2 separate regions of the Homo sapiens genome follow, and region 1 is linked to region 2. A link is an interaction called in ENCODE POLR2A ChIA-PET data of the cell type or tissue named here. Cell type or tissue: Panc1. All regions are shown on one strand. Links, peaks and the distances in the headings refer to the core of each region. The heading gives the core; the rest is flanking DNA.

What was found. ChIA-PET counts read pairs that join two places held together with the same protein. Peaks named below come from ENCODE experiments on the same cell type or tissue, not always from the same donor. Only the 100,000 strongest peaks of a DNase experiment are listed, where the experiment ranks them.
Region 1: POLR2A ChIA-PET joins it to region 2 with 5 read pairs; 24 of 35 experiments call an interaction of 5 or more read pairs at or near these places.

What each region holds. Positions count from the first base shown.
Region 1 is chr11:2,306,858-2,313,403 of GRCh38, forward strand. It overlaps TSPAN32 (tetraspanin 32), which reads left to right. Exons shown (of 10, transcript NM_139022.3): 4 at 1,879-1,953. LOC124902612 (a long non-coding RNA gene) reads right to left here. Exons shown (of 2, transcript XR_007062552.1): 2 at 5,608-6,546. Among named protein-coding and RNA genes, the nearest start is that of TSPAN32, 8.1 kb to the left of the region's middle. RefSeq lists an enhancer at 5,701-6,306. In Panc1, for the core only: no CTCF peak of the experiment used is centred there; no DNase peak of the experiment used is centred there.
Region 2 is chr11:2,416,098-2,425,417 of GRCh38, forward strand. It overlaps TRPM5 (transient receptor potential cation channel subfamily M member 5), which reads right to left. Exons shown (of 29, transcript NM_014555.4): 5 at 7,246-7,408; 6 at 6,823-6,953; 7 at 6,044-6,224; 8 at 4,935-5,101; 9 at 4,125-4,308; 10 at 2,430-2,494; 11 at 2,070-2,261; 12 at 1,630-1,732. The coding sequence starts at 6,939. Among named protein-coding and RNA genes, the nearest start is that of TSSC4, 20 kb to the left of the region's middle. In Panc1, for the core only: CTCF peaks have their summits at 3,724 (motif pointing left), 4,786 (motif pointing left) and 5,074; DNase peaks (open chromatin) are centred at 3,734 and 4,817; H3K4me3 peaks cover 1,178 bases; H3K27ac peaks cover 822 bases.

The DNA.
Region 1 (6,546 bases), core at 13-4,012, 110 kb before region 2:
GGGAGAAGAAGGAGGGAGGGGGAGAAGGGAAGAGGAGGGAGAAGGAGGGAGGACAAGGGAGGAGGAGATGGAGGAGGGGGAAGGAGGAGAAGGAGGAGGGAGAAGGAGGAGGAAAGAGAAAAGAGGAAAGAAGGTGAGGAGAAGAAAGAGGGGGAGGGTGGAGGGAGGAGGAGGAAGAGGAGGAAGGAGGAGGAGAGAGAAGAGAGGAGGAGGAGGCAGCTCCCAGGCCATCCCCCATCAGGCCTTGCAGCCTCCAGGGCAGGCAGGAGGGCCATGAGGAGCCGCCAGCGCCCTGTCCCTGCAGGGCTGGAGGCCCCATGCTCACGCCTGTGCTTGGGGGCCAGCAGGGCTCCCCAGCTCTTTCCACGCCCCTCTGGCCCAGCTTCCCCTGGCATGCCAGCGTTGTCGCTGCCCACCTGCCAGCATGTGTGGGTCTCCGTCTATCCCACGGGCACCCATGCTCCTGGCATCACCCTGAATGGGGCCCCAGGGTTTGAAGGGCCCAGACCCAACCTGCTCCAGCCTGTGGACCACCCAGGCGGGCACAGTGCTGCCTGAGGGGGCTGGCGTTTCACCGGGGCCTCAGGACTCCTGGGGGAGCTGCCCGGTCGGTGGCTAGACTCACCGTCAGGTACTCCAGGTCCTCAGGGCACCAGCATGAAGGCAAAGGCGGCTGCCCAGACCCTGAGTGGGAGGACATCCCCAGGGTTCTTAGCCTGGGTGACCTCTGCCACCATCCATAAAACTGTATCGGGGGCATCTGTATGCTCTCAGAGGAGGGGTCTCTCGTGTTCCTTAGCTTCCGCAAGGGGGCTCTCAAAAGCCTGGAAGCCTTGACCGAGAGAACAACGGGCAAGTGCCGGGGGCGGGTGCGCAGACGTTTCCACCAGAGAACGCCCCACTCCACGACTAGGGGCACGGGCATCAGTGAGAGAGAGGGGACAGTGGTTGGCCGGGCCATGGAGACCCAGGCAGAGTATGGAGAGAAAGTGAGGTGAGGGAGGTGGGCTCAACTGCAAAGAGAGAGGCCACAGCATCCTGAGCAGGCACCACACCTGTCCCAAGCCTCACCAGCACTGGGCTAGCTGGTGCCTTGTTTCAGAAAAGAAGGCAAAACAGAAGATCCTACAGCCCCGGCCCTGGAGAGGCTCAGGCTCAGGGGAGACTCTGCCCGGCCCTGTCCAGGTCCATGCCCCTCAGGAAGCAGCCCCAGTGGGCAGAGGTCTCCATCTTCTCAGGGGTGCCCTGCCCCTGCTGGGCAGGGGTGCAGTGTTGCCATCAACAGGCCCCTGGGGGCCAAAATGGGAGAACAAGGGATGAATTCCCAAAAAGCGCAGGGGAAGGGGATGGGAAGGTGCTATGGAACCCACGCACCCAGCGCCCACGCTCTCCCCAGGCCAAGTCTCCCTCTCAGGCAGTGGGGAGCGGGACTCAGACCCACACCTCGACCAAGCATCCTGCTGGGGGCGCAGCCTGAGGGCACTGCCCTGCCCAGGCCTGCCAGGCCCCACCAGGCCCCGCAGTGACTGCCCCCACCCCCGCAGTGACCACCCCCCCACAGTGACCGGCCCCCCGCAGTGACCAGCCCCCCGCAATGACCAGCCCCCAACAGTGACCAGCCCCCCATAGTGACCGGCCCCCCACAGTGACCAGCCCCCCGCAATGACCAGCCCCCAACAGTGACCAGCCCCCCATAGTGACCGGCCCCCCGCAGTGACCAGCCCCCCGCAATGACCAGCCCCCAACAGTGACCAGCCCCCCATAGTGACCGGCCCCCCACAGTGACTGGCCCGCCCACAGTGACCGGCCCCCCCCAGCAGCGACCAGCCCCCCGCAGTGACCAGCCCTCAACAGTGACCAGCCCCGCTCTGCCCCCAGGGCTTCCTGTGCTTCTCCCTGGCGTTCTGCGCACAGGTGCAGGTGGTGTTCTGGAGACTCCACAGCCCCACCCAGGTGAGCACCAGCTGCCCCTACCCTGCAGTGGAGGGTCCCCCAGTAAGCCAGTGGGCACCTGGGGACTGGGGAGCAGTCCTGGGAGGAGCAGCCCCAGCTTCCAGGCTTGTGCTGACCGGGTGGGGTGGGGGAGACCGCAGCCTGGGTTCCCTCTGCCTGAGGCTTCAGGGAGGCCAAGCGCTGGAGGTGGGTGAGGGCCAGCAGCTCCCTGGTGGGGAGGGACCTATGCTGTACCCCTGCCTTCGCCCCAGTCTCATTTTCTTAAAGCCCCTCAGCCCACCCCCTCCTGAGCTGATGCCCCTCGGGTTTGAGGGAGGGAATGAGGAGGAAGAAGAAGGAAAGCCACTGGCTTGGCCTTAGGGGTTGACTAGAAGGAGCAGAGTGTTCCAGAAAATGAGACCTGAGGGCCAGCGCTCCTGATGGCCTGGTGGGGCAGACGGTACCAGTGGGGAAGGGACCTGGAGACCCGCGGACTGGGGTGTCGCAGCCTCCACCCCCTCCACGGAACAGCACCCATCCTTCCGTCCTGGATGCTGACCTGCCTGGAGGAGGGTCCGGCCTAGCTGACCGTGGGCAGGGGCCAAGGGCGTCCCCGTGGAAAGGCCAGCAGCTTGGAGAGGAAGGAGGCCTCCCTGGCCCAGCAGAGAATGAGAGCTCGGTAGCAGAGCCAGCCCCACCTTCCCCTTGAGAGCCAGACCTGGTGAGAGCCCCCAGGGCAGCCGGGCGGCACCAGGGACAGCCACGGGCAGGGTCATGGAGTGGGGCAGGAGAGCCTGGCAGGTCACAAGAGGTGATTTCTTGGAGCCCTAGCTGGAGTCCTAGTGGCCTCGTGTATTCAAGTGCCTGGTTGCCCAGGGCCCTCAAACACAGGCTTGGCCATGAGAGATACCGAGGCTGGTAGCAGGCAGGTCCTCTGGCTGAGCTCTGCAGGGGGCCTGCTGTGCAGTTTCTTGAGCTGTGCTGGCAGCCTGAGTGTGGTGGTCCCCACCGTGGTTTGCAAATGGGGGGACTCAGGCCCTCTGGGGGTGGGGGGAGCTCAAGGTTACCCTGGCAGTGCCGGGGCTGGATGGGGGCTCCAGGCTTACGACAAAGGCTCTTGGCCCCAAAGTGCCCACCCACCCCTGGCATCATTTGGGAGGAACCGCCTGAACCAGGTGGGAGAAACACCATTTTATCAGGCCCAGAAGGATCCCAGAGGGGCTGAGCCCCCAGAAGAGGGCTGTGGCTTTGAGGACTGGCACAGGAGTCTTACCAGGGTGGTGAGCTGGGCCAGGTCCGTGTTTCGGCCTCACGTTTCCTGTCCACTGAGGGGTGGTCTGGCTCATTTGAGGTCTGGGTCACAGTGTGGGTGGCCGAGGTCAAGACAGCTGCCAGGGTTCCCCGGGCTCGTCTGGGGCAGCTGCGGCCCATGCCCCATGCTTCTGTGTGTTTATGGCTCTGATCGTGGAGCCACAATTCTGGAGGGGAGGGGGCCATACAGGGGCCACAGGACAGAACGCAGCTGGGGCCTGCTCTCCAGGAAGGGAAGGGGGTGCAAGAAGATAGATGCCCCAGCCGGGCTCACCTATGGCCTGTCCCAGCCCCAGGCAGCATCCCCCACACACATGGTCCTTGTCTGGCCCGTGCGCCCAGCTGCCCTTCAGGGGTCAGTTCTCAGGGCCTTGCCTGACCCCAGGCAGGGGACTGGGGCTTCCTCCTGGGCCTCTGGTCCCCATCTGCCCCTCCCAGTGGGTCTTGACTTCTGGCATCATCTGTGTCAGGCCTGGTGGCCATGGAGGTGGCCTGGGTGAAGGAGCTCTGAATATGAAGTCAGTGTCCTTGGGCCGCCCTTGGGCAAGCCACTTTAACTTCCTGGGCCTCAGTTTCCTTTTCTGTGAAGGGAGCACCAAGATCCAGGGGCTGCATGGGTGGGAATGGCCAGGTGTGTGCAAAGACTCTTCCTCCTCACCTGCGTGCCTCCTGCCGTGCCCCGTTGCCCAGGCTGGTCCTCCAGGACGTGGGACTTGCTCGAAGCTGTCCTGGGTGTGGATGGAGTGGCTTTGGTGCCAGGGCCCGGGCCCTGAGCAGGAGGGGCGGCTGCACATCCCGTCTCCTGCCCTCCACCCTCAGGGCCCACCAGAGCCGAATGGGCTTCAACCTTGGGCTCCCTGTCCAACAAAGTCCTGCTGGCAGCCTAGACAGTGGCAAAGGCCAAAGGCCCCAAGCTGTTGGCACCGGAAACGTCGAGGTGAGAGCCGGGGGCCCAGAGCCCAGCCCGGCCCATTCACCCATTCCCCCTGTCCCTCCCCACAGGGCCACTGAGGTGTCCTGAACACAGGGTCAGGGTGACTCATGTGGTGCCCCTGCGGATGGGAAGGCAGAGGACAGAGGAGGGAAGGGACCAGCCACATGCCCTTGGTGGTGCCCTGTGGCCACAGACCCGGGCCCAGAGCTGAAAGTGGGGTGCCCCTCCACCTCCCCAACTCTTGCCCCAGGGAGTCCTGGCTGCCACTTCCCTGGGATGCTCATGCGGGCAGGAGGCGTGGACCGGGCTTCAGGGATGAATGTGGAGCTTGAGGGCTATTAATTACGTTCTCCTCGAGGGCTGAGAGCCACTTTGCCTTAACCCTCCCCCTGTGCCCTGACGAGTCTGCTTCGGGAATAATTCATGCTCAAATTAAGTACAGCAGTGTGGGGTGCAGCCTCGTCCTCACAGTCTGCCCCACCCTGGAGCCACTACCCTCCCTGGATCCTCCAGCCGCCGAGTGGGCTCAGGCCAGAGCCAGCTCTGTACCTGTGGGGCTGGTCCACAGGCCTCCTGCAGCTCCTGGTCCCCACCTGCCGTTCAGGACCTGTCTGTACCTTCCTGAGCACTTTCAGCAGACACAGGATGGGGTCGCCAAGCCCAGGCAGACACCAGGGAAGATCTGGTCATGGGGAAAAGCCCCCGGGCACCGGAAGACGGAGCTTAGTGCGTTGATACCTGTCAGGCAGCACCTTCCCCCAGGTGTCCTGAGAAACACAGGCCCCAGGCTCCTTCAGAGCCCCCAGAGCCTGGAATGGAGACAGACGGTGAAGCATCACCTAGGAGCCCAGGCCCCGTGGAGAGCAGCCGGCCCGGCCTCCAGGGCCCTCCAGGGCCAGACAACCGGCTTTGGGGTAGGAGGCCTACCTCGCTGAGCTCTGCTTCCCCAGTCGTGGGGAGAGCTGCTTGGCAGAGCCAGGCAGGGCAGGAAGAGCCAGGCAGGGCAGGCAGGGCAGGCAGGGCAGGCAGAGCCAGGCAGGGCAGGCAGAGCAGGCCCCTCAGCCACTAGCAGGAGTTGTCACTCTCGCCCATGCTGTGGTAATAATGACACCTTGCTCACAGCCTCAGAGGCACCTTTGTCCTCCTTGGGCCATGGCAGGCGCCTGACAATGGGAACAGTCATTGGAGTTGGGAGGGAAGCAGGAGGGGAGGTCCGAGCCAACCCCCGGGCCCACTCCGCTGGGCCTCCAGTCCTCACCAGGACCTCCACCCACGAGGACACAATGGCCAGGCCAGACTCCACCCCCATTTCACACTCACAGACGCTGAGGCTGAACAAGGCCCCCGCCCTGGCCGACAGTGGTGTGGCCAGCTTGGTGCCTGCCCGCCCCTGGGCACTGCGGGGAGGACAAGGCTGGCTGAGTCGGGGATGACTCACGGAGAGTGGTCTGACTTTTATTAGCATCAATGGGAGGGATGCATTAGGGTCAGGAGCCAAGTTTGGCCTGGAAAGTCCATCTGACTCCTGTTGGGGCCTCCAGGCTTGGGCAGGGCTGACCGAGAGCCTCCACTGCCCACTGCCCGCCCAGTTGGCCGCTGTCAGGGCCTGCCACGGGGGCTGGGCCCCAGTGCAATGAGGACCGCCGTAAGCCACCCTTCCTTTCTGGAGGGCAGGTGTGAGTGGCTAGAGCGGGCCTGGGGCTTCCATCCTCCCCCAGCCCTTTGGGGCAGCTGCTGAGCACCCCCTTCATGTGTCTTGACTGTCAGCATGGCATTTGGGGGAGAACTGAGGGCCTCTGAGGCAGGAAGGAGACATCAGAGGGCAGGGACCTCAAAGAGGGCCTCGCCCTGTGCCAGGAGACCAGCGACTCCTGGAGCAGTCACAGAAGCCTTCCTGTAGGAGGCGAGATTCCAGTTTGTCTTTGAAGGAGTAACTTGGCAGGGGAGAGCATCTTGCTTAGGAGGGTGGAGACATGAGGTCCAGGTGTTGGTGAGGTGTGGAGCGCAGGCAGCACATCCAGCCAGGCCCCGTCACCTTCCACCTTCTTCACCCCCTGCCCCACAGTGGCCTCGTCCACCCAGATCTGGCCTCAGGTGCCCAAGGCTTCTCTGGTCAAAAGCCTTACCCGGAGCCCAGCTGCCCGGGCTTCCAGAAGGCAGCCGGGTGATTCTTGGGAAAGATCTAGAATCCCCAAGCTTTCTGGGAGCTGAGGTCCTGGCACAGGGTCTCTCAAGCCTTTTCCACCAGGCCCAGCCCCATCCCCCATTTCCGGGTCAACAGTAGCGTGCTGGAAACTTCTGTGGGCCAACCTTGTAAGACCACAGCGGAGGCGGACGCAGAGCTTGGCCTCTGCTTTATCCTGCGGGAC
Region 2 (9,320 bases), core at 1,458-5,457:
AAGGTGCGCTGCCTAGAGACGCGGAAACGGGAACTTCACGCTGGGACTTGAGGGGGCACATGCGCCACCTCTGAGCACCAGCAGGAGGCACGAGACTTTGTACAAACCGCAGGAGAAAGCGTGCTGCCCTGGTCTGCGTCGGGACGGCCCGTCTGCTCCCATGTGAGGCAACTTCCTCGGCTGCAACGGGGGTACCCCAGCTAACACCTGGGCCTCGAGGCCACTTCCTGGCACTGAAGGTCCAGGACACCCTTCCTGGATGTTGTCGGGGGAGCAAGCTGGGCCACGTTTCCTCCACGGGCAAGGGCATTTGGCCATGACTTGGTGAGGTCACCAGGGTCACTCAAGGGGGGCCTGCAGCACCTGGGCTGGGTGCGCCTGCTGGAAACCGCTGTCCTCACCAGACTCGCACGTGAGGCTCACCAGCCTCAGCCTCCACAACCATGGACCCCGTAAGACTACGGTGCCTCTCTCAGGCCACTGGGACCAAACTGAGACTGGTGAGAAGAGGCGGGGGAGTTCCTAAACGGGGAGGTTTCTTTGACCTCCTTGTCCTGGTGAGGTTTCTAAACCCAGAGCCACCCGCAGTCCAGACACCCTTCCCAGAGCGTCCCCTCAAGGTGTCCCCAGCCCCTGCTTAGCAGTGCCTCTCCCTGCTGGGGCTGTGTCTGCCTGCCAGCGTCCAGCCCTTCAGCACGCGTTCGTCTCCAGCAAAAAGCACATCAAATGCTCATCAAAATTTTCCATCAGCGGGTGAACAGACGCATCAACCACGGTCTGTCCACAGGCTGGAACCTGACTCCGCCTTACAAAAGGAATGAAGCATGGAATGGCATACGCTTCAACACGGAGGAACCGTCAAACCCTCCCGCTGCCTGCAGGGAACCATGGACACGAAATGCCCGTCAGCAAATCTATAGAGACAGGAAGCAGATCGATGGTTCCCAGGGGCTGGGGGAAATGGGGAGTGAGTGCCAAGGGGTATGGGCTCTTTCTGGGGCGATGAAGGCTTCTGGAATTAGATAAAAGTGATGGTCGCCCCACCTCACGAATATACTAAAAACCACTGAATTGGCTAGTGCGGTGGCTCACGCCTGTAACCTCAGCACTTTGGGAGGCCGAGGCAGGCGGATCACGAGGTCAGGAGATCGAGACCATCCTGGCTAACACGGTGAAACCCCGTCTCTACTAAAAATACAAAAACAAAATTAGCCGGGCATGGTGGGGTGCACCTGTAATCCCAGCTACTTGGAAGGCTGAGGCAGGAGAATCACTTCAACTCGGGAGGTGGAGCTTGCAGTGAGCCGAGATCGCAGCACTGCACTCCAGCCTGGGCGACAGTGCGAGACTCCGTCTCAAAAAACCGAAAACCAAAACAAACAAAAAACAACCCCCCCACCAAAAAAATACCACTGAATTGAGAGCTTTAAGTATAGTTTTAAGTTGTGGTAAAAAACACGTCATAAAACTTGCCAAATACAGACAGCTTCATGAATCATGTGTCATCTTTCCTGGGAAGGGGCAGGCGGCCGAGCGTCACAAACATTGGCCAGGCTGCCAAACCCCAAAGCGGCTCTGAGCATGAAGCCCCCCAATGGCGCCTGCCTTGCCCACCCTGCCCGCCCTCACCTTTCACCAGCGCCTTCAGGATGACCGTGTCCAGCTCCTCGGAGCCCTCCTGCTCGAAGTCATACACGGTGAGCAGGTGCTGGTGTGAGGTGATGTTCTGCAGCTGGGCACCAGAACAGAGCCCCCATGGGGCCGCCTCAGCCAGGACGGGGGCAGAGGCAGGCCGTGGTAGACACCAGCGTAGGCACAGGCAGCGTCCCCAGGTGAGCCTTGCAGCCTGCATGCCCACCGCCCACCGGGCCCGGCCTGGGACCACCCGCAGACCAAGGGGCTGCCTGGGTCTCTCTGCTCCCTGTGGGCCTGAAGCGAGAGTGGGTGGGGGGCCCAGCAGCCTGAGGTGGGAGGAGTGGGCTGGAGGCTGCATTGCAGGAACTCTCCCAGAGGACCAGCCCCACCCCCGGAGGAGGGGTCGGGAGGACAGGGGAGGGGGCAGCACATACCAGCTTGGTCCAGCGCACGATGTCCTCCCAAGAGAAATGCTTGCTGGGGAACTTCTCCTTAAACTGCTTCTCGGCCACCTTGGGCACCAGGAGGTGGGGCTGGTTCACTAGGGCAGCAAGCACATCGGCGATGCCCCCCGAGCCTACCAGGATCAGCCACGGGGCAGCCTGCTCCACGGCCCTGGAGATCCTCTGAGACGGGGAGGGAGGGGAGAGCGGACCCCAGATTAGCCCGACGACATCTGGATGCAGGTGTCAGGGGTGCCCCCATCCCTTCAGCCCTGTCCCAGGGGTGCCCAGAACCCACCGCACCCCTCCACAAGGCTTCGGCCAGCCAGGGGGCCTCAGCCAGGCCCCTACCTCCAAGGTGTTGGGATCACCATTGACCAGCAAGCAGAGGACAGGGATCTCGATGCTGCCAGTGCCTGTGGACAGGGCACCCGTGAGGCCTGAGGACCCTCCGCCTGGGGTGACCACCCGGATCTCAGGCTCTCAGGCCACCACATTTTCTGGCCAAAAGCTGGCTCTTCCGAATAAAGTGTGGGCTTCGTCTGGGCCACGTGACACAGGCTGCTTATTACAGCCCCTGCCATATGAGGGCCGAGGGCTCCAATGCTAACCTACACTACCCAGCACGCGCACTTTGTGGCAACAGCTGGCATATGGCTGTTAAAACACAAAGTGACGTGGAAGAAACGGAGCACCCAGCCCTACAGGTGCACTGCCACACTGCACGCGCTCATGCTGAGCATGGCAGAGGCAGCATCTCGACCATCGAGGGAGCTCTGCTGGGTGGGCTGCGCCTGACCACTCAGCAAACTGAAGAGGTACAGGAGGGAGTCTTCAGGTTTCTCCCCCAAACAGAAGCTGGAAATGAGATGTCTATATGTGAAGCCCCCAGAGAGGCCTGGACCTGCCCCTGTCTTCTGTGAGGGAGTGAACTGCCTGGAGGTGCCTTAGAATCACCCACAGGGAACTGGGCTCGCAGGCGGGCCCCTGACTTTGAAAGGTGCCTCCTGATTGAATCTGGAGGATAAATCAGGCCTGGCCAAACGGTGCCCGGGCCAGCAGGGCTTCCGCAGAGCAGAGCCAGACCCTCCGCCTGTGTCCCTAGAGTTTGACGAGACTTTGTGTTTTCAATTCTAAAGAGTGCTCAGTTGACCGGGCACAGTGGCTCATGCCTGTAATCCCAGCACTTTGGGAGGCCAAAGCAGGCAGATCACCTGAGATCAGGAGTTCAAGACCAGCCTGGCCAACATGGTGCAACCCCGTCTCTACTGGGAAAAAAAAAAAAAAAAAAAGAGCCGGGCATGGTGGCACATGCCTATAATCCCAGCTACCCGGGAGGCTGAGGCAGGAGAATTGTTGGAACCTGGGAGGTGGAGGCTGCAGTGAGCCGAGATTGCACTCCTGCACTCCAGCCTGGGGGATGGGGGACAGAGTGAGATTCTGCCTCAAAAAAAAAAAAAAAAAACAGAGGGCTCAGTTGGCCTTGCCAAGAAATTACAATTCTGTTTCTAAATATTGTATATTGTTCATAGATGTTATAAATAATTATATGCTTTGTTTATGAATATTATTTACACACTAGCGTTTTCTTAGTAAGTCCAGCTTTTGAACGTGCGACTGGCCAGAGGTGCCCATTTCTCGGGTGACGCTGCCCTCTGGCGGCAGCATACCTCACGCCTGGCGGCGGGAAGTAGCCCTCTTTCAACTCACGATCTCATTTTGCCTCTTAGAGTCCCGGAGCCTCTGACCACGGCAAGGCCCAGTGAAAACAGAACTGCACCTGCTCTGGTGGGAATGTCACTGTCCAGTCAGAGCCACTCTGTCCAGCTGTGCCTCCTTCACCACTCTGCCCAGACAGCTCCTCCTCCCAGGCCCCCACGGCCCAGGCCCCCACGGCCCAGGTCTCGGTGCTCAGGCATGCGGGGTGCGTTCTGCCTGGGAAGCCCTCCCCCTTCTCCCTGGCGGTCACCCCCACTCTCCCACAGGCGGGTCCCTGGATCCCCACTGGGTCCCAAGGCTTCCCTGGGTGGCTGGGGCGGGTCTCACCCCCGTAGCCCGCCCTCTGCTCCGAGATGTGCTTCTCCAGCCTCAGCCGCAGCTCCGTCAGCCCATCGCCCTTCCCCGGGGGGCCTGGCTCCACCAGGATGAAGTGGGAGAGGTTGCTGTCCAGTGAACAGAGGGGGCCCTGGCTGCCGCCGTCATCCTCAGGGTAGTGGACAGGAAAATCCTCCTGCGCCCATGCAGGGAGACGAGGCTGAGCCCTCGAGAGGCAGCTTGGGCTGGTCCCGCTGCGGGATCCTCCCTGCCAGGCCGTGCACACCACGCCATGGGGCCCCGCACAAGGCTTCTGCCCGAGCCTTGGTTTCCCCACCCTTCAGACAAAAGGAGGGACGAACAGCTGGGGCCCGGGGACCCTCCTTCGACAGTCAGGGGCAGGGGCGGTGGGGAGCGGGTTCTTTTAGACAGAACCATGGAGACAGCCCAGGCTGCCGGGAGCACCTCCTTCCCGACTCTAGGGCTGGCGTCCAAACATCCACCAGGGGCTGCCCGGGCCTCCCTCGGTAGTGCCTTAGACAGACCCCAGCATGGGGGACGGAAGCTGCTTGCCCAGGCTTGGAAAGGGCTCGGGGCCTGGGCCCGTGTGGTACAGGAGGGGGTGAGGGCCCGCGCCACAGTCTACGCTGGCCGTTCCCTATGCGGTACTGCCACCTGCCGGCCGTGTGCTGGCTCTGCCCGCTCCCTGCTCTTCCTCCAGCTCGAGTCCTGTCCTCCCAGAGCTCTGCCCGCTGCCCAAACCCTTCTGAGCCCCTGCCTCCAGGCCCCCAGCGGTCGTGGTGCTGGGAGCTGGACGTGCACCTGGGCCTCCTCCAGAATGCGGCGGTGCAGGACGCGGCCCAGCGAGGCCATGCCGACAGCAACCACACGGACCTTGGTGGACGTGCTGGCCAGCGAGTGGTCGCGCACGGCCTGCCCGACATGCCTGGCCAGGCCCACGCGGAGGGCACTGGTCAGGATCCAGGCTCCTGTGGGGATGGAAGAGGGCCTCGTTGTGCCGCACGCCCCAGGTCTTCCCTAGCTGGCCCCACGCCCTAACCCCTAGGCCCAATCAGCAGCCAGTTACCTGGGAGCCAGGGGTGGGTGCTGGGGAATGCCTCACGGTGGGGTGGGGAAGCCGAGGCCCAGAGAGGGCAAGGCACCCACCCAAGGCTGCTCAGCAGCAGAACTGGCTGGGCCCAGAACCTGTGAAGTGGCACCCCCACCCCACCTGGAGCGCACAAACTGGGGTCCAGTCCCCCCACCGTGCTCCCTCCGGGACACATCCGACACAACTCTGTCCAGCTGCCTCTGCTGGGTGAGAATCCCAGGATGTTTTCCCAAATGACAAAGCCCTCGGCCCTTGTCTGGCTGGAAGATCTCTTTGGGTTTGCCACAGTCATTTAGTGAGGGATCCTGAAACCTCAAGTCCTTTTCTCCTGGGTGTTGTATAGGCCAAGCTGCCTCAAAAAACAGCCCAGCCATTGGACTCTGGCCCCTGCAGCTGGCGGCCCGACTGCTTCCCCAAGGGGTCCCACCCTGTATACACCCGGGTGCTCTGGTCCCAGGTGAGTGGGAGCAGGGACATCTCATGGCGGCCCATGGGCCCTGCTAGTGGAGGGGGCAGCTCTAAGGAAGGGCCAGGCCCAGCTGGGGGAGGTCCTGGTCCAGTACGTAGGCACTGCTGCACCTGTGGGTACTGCAGAGGACGGGCTGAGAGTTTCGGGAAATGTTCTCGTGATGGCCTGGAGAGTCAGGGGGTCTGGCTGCCGTGTGGGGTGGGAGCATTGCCTGTGCCGGGTGGGGGGACAGTCAGGGGGTCTGGCTGCCCTGTGGGGTGGGAGCACTGCCTGTGCCGGGTTGCGGGGACAGTCAGGGGGTCGGGCTGCCCTGTGGGGTGGGAGCGCTGCCTGTGCCGGGTGGGGCCTCACCTGTGCTCTGAGCCGCCTTCACCAGCCCCTTGCGCAGCACATCCCGCAGCCAGGACTTCATGGCGAAAGGCTGCTCCTCACCCACCAGGGACACCACCAGGTTGGGGGCCGGCAGGTGCCACTCAGCAAGCAGCAGGTCAAAGAGCACAGACGGGGCCACTCCGCTCGGCACCCGTACAAACTGCAAGGCAGGTCTGCAGCTCAGGGCTTTCGGGGCACGGGGCATGGGAGCTGCTGGGCATTGGGGGGGGCTGGACACAAGGGGGCACTGGGGAGGTGCTGAGCATGGGGGGACACTGGGCACTGGGAGGTGCTGGGCATCAAGGGGGCTGGACACAGGGGGTACCGGGGAGGTGCTGGGCATTGGGGGCAGGTAGCAGGAGGAGAGTGGCCCCCAATATCCCTTCTGGGACAGGGCCAGTCCTCCCTTGACCTGCTGTGTGACCTGGGCAGTCCTGACCCCTCTCTGGGCTGGCATCCCCCTCAGTGAGCCGAGGGCGCTGGACAGAGGTGGGGCCCTGGATGCACTTGACCTTGCACCTCCAAATCTCTCGGGGGGACTTCAGGGGTCCCGGTTATTGCAGGGAGGTAGGAGGCCGGCCAGAGCCACTCCTTCCAGCTCTGGAACTCTGCCTGTCTGGGGGCTCTGAATATGGCCCCAGGGGAGCAGACCCCAGGGGTGAGGAGGACCCTGGCACTCAGCTTCCAGGGAAGGAAATGGGGCCTCATGGGTTCCAGGTCAAGGCGGACATCACCTGAGGCCTGGGGCCTGCCCTTACCTTGCCTCGCTTCTTCCCAGACCCTCCAAAGTTGACCTCGCCCCTGTGCAAGCCCAGCTCCCGCCGGTCTTCAGCATCCCCGGGGCTTCCGGGACGGGGGCCTTGGACATCCTGCATGGTGGCCTCTAGAGCTGCAGGGATACCCTGGCCCTTGAGGGCTGAGAAGGCCCATCCCCACCTCCCTCCCCTCAGGGGGCTGGCTCTGCTTTCCCCTGGGAAGCCCCTCTCCAGCCAACATGCACAAGGAGACCTGGGGACTGCCCCCAGGCATCTCTGCCCCAGGGACCTTCTCTCCAGCCAGGCCCTGCCCAGCGACCCCCTGCAGCTCCGACACTCGCTGTAGCACCGCCCCAACCAAGCTCCTTCCCAGGTGAGGATGGGATGTGTGGGGCTCCGCTGTCAGCGCCTGGTTCCTCTACTCACCCCACTCAGGGCACCTCAGGTTGGCCACACCTGCAGACATTTCTCCAGAGGCCTTTTGTGGGGATGACCTGGAAACTCCGAAAGACTCAGCAGAGGCCTTGCAGTCCCCTGGCCACACAGCCCACCCGCTCCCAGGACAGGGATGTGGAGACCCTGGGTGCACCTGGGTAGAGGTGAAAAGGTGAGACAGGTGCCCTCAGCTCAAGTGCAGGAGGCGGTGTGGACGAGAGACCACCTTCCTTGCCCAGGAGGTCCAGGAGGCCCAGGACACACAGAGAGAGGAGGCCTTGCCCCGGCCCACACAGCATCAGCAGCAGAGCTATTCCCGTGGCGCTCCCACATCAGCAAGCGGGGGTAGAAGAGGCCGCGTGCGCCTCAGCCCTATTCCCTCAACCCTCATGGGGCTCATGTCTCCCAGCTGCCCGGTGAGGTCGGGCATCTCAGCCCCTCTCTATGTGGCAGGGATCCAAGGATCGGCACTGGCCCCTCAGCGCCCTGGCTCCGCCCCTGCCCACAGCCTCATCTGTCAGCTGCCCAGCCCCAGCCTGGCTGACCTCGGTCTGGCTTGGTCCCACCTCCCTCCGATTGCTCCTCTGAAAACTCAATATTGGAAGCTGGTGCTTGAGGACAAGCCCTGGCAGGCCGAGGGCACCTGCTCCTCTGTCTGCCCTCCTGGAACCACGCGTCGGGTCACAGGCCGCTGGGCAGAGGTCTCCGTGGGCCCCCAGCCACCCTACCCTGTCCGACCTGGGGCTACCTGGCAGCTCCTGATCCCACAGGGCTGTCCCTTGGTTCTCCTGTGCCCACCTTGTACCCAGGCGCTCTGGGCTGTGTCCACCACAGAAGCCCTTTGTGAGAAGACAATGGACCGTTCTGTAAAAACCTTCATTTCCTAGAGAGGGGCCCACCTGTGACCCCAGGAGGGGATACAGGAGTTGGGGGGAACTTCAGAGATGAGAGGGAGTGTGTCCTGGGACCCCTGGGGCTGGCTTTGGGGCAGAGGCTAAGGCCAAGGCCCTCCCCATTAGGCCTCTGGAGCCAGCACAGTTACTGCATCCCCAAACAGGTATGTCCAAGTCCCAAACCCCAGGACCTGGGAATGTGACCTTTGGAAACAGGCCCTTTGCAGATGTATTAAGATGTAAGTAAAGATGAGGCCATGCTGGAGCAGGGGGAGCCCTGATTCCCAGGTTCTGATAGAGAAAGGGGACATTTGGACGTAGAGACAGACGCGCAGGGAAAAACACCCTTTAAGACACAGGGGAGGGGTGAAGGCAGTGGTTGGGTGATGTGGCCACAAGCCAAGGGACACCTGGAGCCCCGAAGCTGGAAGAGGCAGGAAGGATCCCCCTCGAGGGCTTGGCCTTGCCGACAGTTTGACTTAGGACTCAGCACTGGTGGCCTCCAGAACCATGAGAGAATCAATTGCCATTGTTTTAAGATGCCCAGCTCAGGCTGGTTGTCTTGGCTGCCCAGGGCCCCCCTGTGAGGCCCAAGTCAACCCCGGCACGACTTCTGGTGACTGCCAGCCCCAGGCAGGACCCACCCACGGGCCTCAGCCCCCTCCTCCGGCCAGGCCTGTGGAGGCGCCCTGATGCCCTCAGCACCACGTGGGCCTCAGCTGTCCCTGCAGGGTGATGCAAATCCTCCCGCACTTCTGCCTCCAGAGCAGGAACCAGCCCGCGGACCGCAGAGAGGCAGGATTTGAATACGGCCTCCCGCGCTGGTGGAGACGCCTGGTGGTTTTCTGTGTTGGGAGCTGGTGTCTGTGGCCAGGCCCCAGGTGGGGGCTGGAGGCTGGGACAAGGCTTGGCATTGCTGTTGTGTCCCGGGGCTGCCAAAACAAAGGGCCACACTCTCGGGGGCTCAAAACAACAAATGGATGATCTCATAGTTCTAGAGCCCAGACGTCCCAAATCCAGGCATCGGCAGGGCCGTGCTCCCCCTGGAAGCTCTCAGAGCGGGTCCTTCCCACCCTTTCCAGGTTCCTGAGGCGCCAGGTGTTCCTGGCTGTGGCCGCGTGGCTCCAGCTTCTGCCTTGGTTGCCGCATGGTCTGCCTCGCCTGTCTGTGTCC